2 separate regions of the Homo sapiens genome follow, and region 2 is linked to region 1. A link is a loop called in an ENCODE intact Hi-C map of the cell type or tissue named here. Cell type or tissue: MCF 10A. All regions are shown on one strand. Region 1 overlaps LINC01358 (long intergenic non-protein coding RNA 1358). Region 2 overlaps FGGY (FGGY carbohydrate kinase domain containing).

Region 1 (2,500 bases):
ACAGCTAGCCATCTGGTTTTCTTATCCGCCACTAATTAATCAATGTGAAGCAGCCAGATAAGTAATAATTACCATTATAACAAACCACAGAAAGATATCCAGAGATTGCCAAGAGGTCCATCCTAGTGTTAGAAGCAACCAGGTCAAACCCCATCAGAAGATGCCTAGTCAGACTGGGAGGGACATTCCAGGCAAAGGCACAGCTTGTATTCCAGAAGCTCAAAAATGGGCAGGAGCACAGTGACCTGGAACAGAGAGATAAAGGGACGCTCATGAGAGATTTACACTGTAGGATGATAGATCAGCATTTTATGTTGTAAGTGAGAGGCAAGTACAGGGAAATATCATCATGTGAAAAAGCTGGGAGGAAAAACAGACTCATTCATTTGTTCATTCATTCATACATTCATTCAACAAATTCTTATGGAGCCCAATCTTTGTGCACAACTGTTCTAGGTACAAGAACTAACAATGAACAGAACAAAGGGGTGTGTGATCCAGTCCTTGCTCTGTTCACTGAGCTCTGCCCAGCGGCTGGTTGCTTTCACACGAGGAAAACCTTTTTTTCTGCTCTCTTGGCACAAATTGCTGGAGCTGAATGTACCAGGGTGGGTGAAGGGGAGGATGAGGTCAGAGAGGTAACAGGGCCAGGCAAGCCATTGTCAGGATTTTGGATTTTACTGTGTACGGAATGTGTTTGCCAGAACAATGCGGGAGTTGCAGAGAGAGGTGTCCTGTGTTTGTTCCCAGTCTTCCTTCACTCACCTGCACCTGCTCCTGCCCTGCTTCGGCCAACATGTTCTATGCAGGTAGGTAAAAAAGTTGGAAATTTCATTTCTCTCCCTGTGTCTCTAAGATGACATCTATCAAACCTCTGATTCTCTTTTGGTTCTTTACAGAAACCCCACTTGAAATTTTCAGGTAGGATGGGGAGAAGGGCAAACCTATTGTTTCCTTCAAACCTAGTAATATCTAACTGAACCCTCTCTATCGGCAGGGTGGTTTTGCTGATGAGACAGCTGCAGTTTGGGGAGTGTGATATCAAGGAAAGCAGTGTCTTGAGTCTGTCACTTTCTCTCTCTGTCCCATTGGGTAAGTCAGTTCTCCTCTCTGGTTGAGAAGGAGAGGGTTTGGGACTCAAACTTTATTCTTGTTAAGTTTCCTTTCTCCTCTAATATTCCTTGAACACTTGTCAGTTTTTTCCATCTCAAAAGTTCCCCTCTTCAGGCTTTGAAATGTGTGAACTGTTGAAAAAGACTGGGAGGTGCAGAGTGAAGAGGGAATGGGGGCTGGGCAGGCCTAGAGGGGTCCAGCACCAAAGAGCAGCCAGAGCCCCGGGGGGCCGTCTTGGTGACTGCTGGGGAAAGTACTAGCTCTCCTCGCAGAGGGAGCTCTGACAGGCTCAATCCAAACCAGATGTGCAGCAGAGAGAGCACAGCCTATTACAAAGTGTTGTGAAATGGCCCAGGGGAGGTAAATAAGCAAAAACAGGCCAGTTGCCTAGCAGCACATACAACAAAACAAGCAGCCAATCCATTCGCATTGGACAGGGCAGAATAGCTTTCTGCAGTAGGGAAAAAGAGACAGGGAGGGTTTGAGTCTGATGAGGACCCAGGGGACCTGCTCTCCAGCAACCTGTTCCCACTCCCTCCAGGCCACTCCTATGCTGCGGGGTGGCAGGGCTGCCACTGGACCTGCTCAGCCTGGTTCCACAGCCTCGGGGGCTTTGCACCTGGCTAACCCACAGGGTCATGGTCAGGGCCTTCCCCCCAGTGGTGGATGGTTGGGGTGAGGGCTGTCTGCACCCACTCCTGAGAATGGTGCTTGGCTGTATCCACTAGGAGGGGACAGGACTACAAAAATCTGCTAAAGTTCTTTGACAAGGTGCTTTACATGTGACTCTCCGTCATTCATTCCTTCATATACCATGTATTTCTTGAGTACCGTCTATGTACCAGGCACTGTGACTGACTCCAGGAGGAGACGTAAAGGAAGAAAATAGAAACACTCTTTGCTCTCTAGGGATCTACAACCTATGGGAGGAGACAGAAATTAATAAGGAATTGCACAATCAAATGCATGATTGTAAATCATGCTGAATGCTTTAAAGGAAAAGAAAGGGGTTGAGGAGTTGGATTCAAACAAAGTATTCTGGGCAGGCCTCTTTTAGGAAGGCAAGTTGAAACTTAAAGAATGAGCAGGGATTAGCCAGGTAAAAAGAAGAGAAAGGGAGTCCCCAGAAGCAGGCAGGCAAAAAGGCCTTGAGGTGGGGAAGAGGTGGCTGCTTGGGGTAAATTACAAAAAAGAGAGTGGTGCTGGAGAACTGTCAGTGAAGGGGGTGGTGAAGTAGAGAGGGAGGCAGGGGCCAGATCAAGTAATCCTTTCCATGAGAAAAGGATATGAGATTTTGTCCTAAGTACAATGAGAAATCTTTGGGGTTTATTTACTGATGACAATACTGAGGAAGCTTCAGGAGTCCTGAGTTGATCAGATTCACTTT
Region 2 (2,500 bases), 310 kb after region 1:
AGAGATACCAGCTGTAACAGAGGACTGGAAATATGAAAGTGTAATGCATTTGGGAAAGTAAAAGAGGTGAGAACCAAATGGAGGGTGTTAGGAGATGAGCCCAGAAAGTCATCATCATAATGATCACAGCCAAGTTGGAGCCAGGTTAAGAGTCCTGAGAGCCAGACTACAGAGTTAAAATGGGATTCTAGGCCATGAGGAGATGTCGCACCATCTTTAATAAAGGAATGGAATGGGAAGCTTTATGTTTTTAGAAAGATGCCTCTAGTAGTGCAGACCTCTCAGCTTATCTGCCTATCTGACTTGAAATATTTCTGATGTTCTGTCTCTGTGCATGGGAGTTTGAAACACACAATTATTTTATTCATTCTGAGAAGTTTCTGGCTGAGGTTTATGACCTACTCCATGCTTCCAGCGTCATATTTCTTTTAAGAATGACATTGAAGATTACGTCTCTTCCTGAAACTCTTTTCTCTCTGGGCTATTGGCCTGTGCCCTAATTTGGAGTCTTGAACATAGAGTGAGGATAAGGTCTAGCTCTTTCTTGGGTAGTTGTGCTGGAAAACAACAGCATGAGTACTTGGAATGTACAGGCAGTACTATTTATTGAGTGGGGAATTAGGGAGCTGTTCCCTCCCTTTTGTTTACTGCTCACAGCAGATAACCCAGATAGAATCCCTTTGCAATTACACAGTAGATTACTTGGATAATCCTTTGTAACTGGTCATGCCTATCTTCTCATGTTGCCCCTCGACCCTGGTGTCACTGCAGTAGCTGCCTCATTTCCCTCACGAGTTCCCTAGGTGTCTAGAAGCAGCAGAAACCTCACAGCTTCCCTGGAGTGGGAGGGAAAGGGTGAAAGCTACTTCTCTCTGTCCTGAGGCTGGCAGGGCGGCTGCAGCCTTGAATCTTGGACATACTGCCCTACCTCCGCCCTCTGCTTAGACCCACAGCTGTGTGAGCTTTGAGTAGTAGCCTCCTCCCAACAAATGCTGTGGTTTGATGAAGTAATAATTTTTTCTTTTTTTTAAAAAAAGCTGTTCTCTTTGGTTGCTTTAAGCTGAGGGATTGCTTAACTCAAAGGATTGTTGTTGGAATGCAGAAGGCTTTTGTGCCAAGTCATATAACCCAAATCACTTTTCTTTTTTTCTTGAAAAGACTAGTTTTTGTTAGTTGCCTGGTAACTGGAGGATAGAAAGACTTAACTCATTCAGCACAGAGAGCTCCTAGTTTGAACTCTATTAGGCCATCACCTAATGAGATACATCTGAAATTGGTGTGTGTCGAGGGCCTGCTCCTTGCACTCTCTAATCCGTGCAACATTGTGCATGGGAGATGATAAGTACATAGGAGTTACATGAGCTGTCCAGGATTGAAATTGTACGGAAATGTGCTTAGAAGGGCTTTTGTTTGTCTTTTCTTCTGTAAAGAGTGGCAATAGCTTCCATTATGACATTTCCAAAAGGCCCAAAATCACACCTCTGATTGGACTGGGAGGTTCAGGGTGGTAACTGTGGCATAGTGGAAGGAAAGAACATTTACTTTAGAGCTGGAAGCCCTGTGACTTTGGGCTAAGCCCTTGTGGTCTGACCCCCAGTTCCTTAATGTGTGAGTATTGTGTATTACCTACACGCCTCTGCATCACTCTGTAGATTAAATGAGAACACTGTTGTAAACTGTGGAGGACTTAGAGGACGATCACTGTGTCCTAATGCAGGCCCAGTGGTTACAAGTAGAGAATTAATTCAGTAAGATTGAGGCCTTTGGCTGGGATTGTATGGGCCAGAGAGGAGGAGGGACAGAGAGATTTTTCTGCAGAACTAGACTAAAAATCCATCTATGGGGGTAATGTGCTGTTGGCCAATATGGCATTTGATGACAAAGCACTTGTGAATCAGGTAGCCTAATATAAAAAACTGCATGTGGCTGGGCATGGTGGCTCACGCCTGTAATACCAGCACTTTGGGAGGCCGAAGTGGGTGGATCACAAGGTCAGGAGTTCACGACCAGCCTGGCCAACATAGTGAAGCCCTGTCTCGGGGAGGAGCCAAGATGGCTGAACAGGAACAGCTCCGGTCTACAGCTCCCAGTGTGAGCAACGCAGAAGACGGGTGATTTCTGCATTTCCATCTGAGGTACTAGGTTCATCTCACTAGGGAGTGCCAGACAGTGGGCGCAGGTCAGTGGGTGCAGCGCACTGTGCGCAAGCCGAAGCAGGGCGAGGCATTGCCTCACTCGGAAAGCGCAAGGGGTCAGGGAGTTCCCTTTCCTAGTCAAAGAAAGGGGTGACAGACGGCACCTGGAAAATCGGGTCACTCCCACCCGATACTGCGCTTTTCCGACGGGCTTAAAAAACGGCGCACCAGGAGATTATATCCTGCACATGGCTCGGAGGGTCGTACGCCCACGGAGTCTCGCTGATTGCTAGCACAGCAGTCTGAGATCAAACTGCAAGGCGGCAGCGAGGCTGGGGGAGGAGCGCCCGCCATTGCCCAGGCTT

Evidence for each region. Hi-C counts contacts between places; a loop is a spot of excess contacts. Peaks named below come from ENCODE experiments on the same cell type or tissue, not always from the same donor. Only the 100,000 strongest peaks of a DNase experiment are listed, where the experiment ranks them.
Region 2: it touches region 1 in a loop (2.9-fold over the local background); 1 of 110 quality-filtered maps calls a loop at or near these places.

What each region holds. Positions count from the first base shown.
Region 1 is chr1:59,055,941-59,058,440 of GRCh38, forward strand. The region is part of intron 2 of LINC01358 (long intergenic non-protein coding RNA 1358); the gene reads left to right. Among named protein-coding and RNA genes, the nearest start is that of LINC01358, 37 kb to the left of the region's middle. RefSeq lists an enhancer at 713-2,480. In MCF 10A, no CTCF peak of the experiment used is centred here; a DNase peak (open chromatin) is centred at 1,461.
Region 2 is chr1:59,366,886-59,369,385 of GRCh38, forward strand. The region is part of intron 4 of FGGY (FGGY carbohydrate kinase domain containing); the gene reads left to right. Among named protein-coding and RNA genes, the nearest start is that of FGGY, 71 kb to the left of the region's middle. In MCF 10A, no CTCF peak of the experiment used is centred here; a DNase peak (open chromatin) is centred at 996.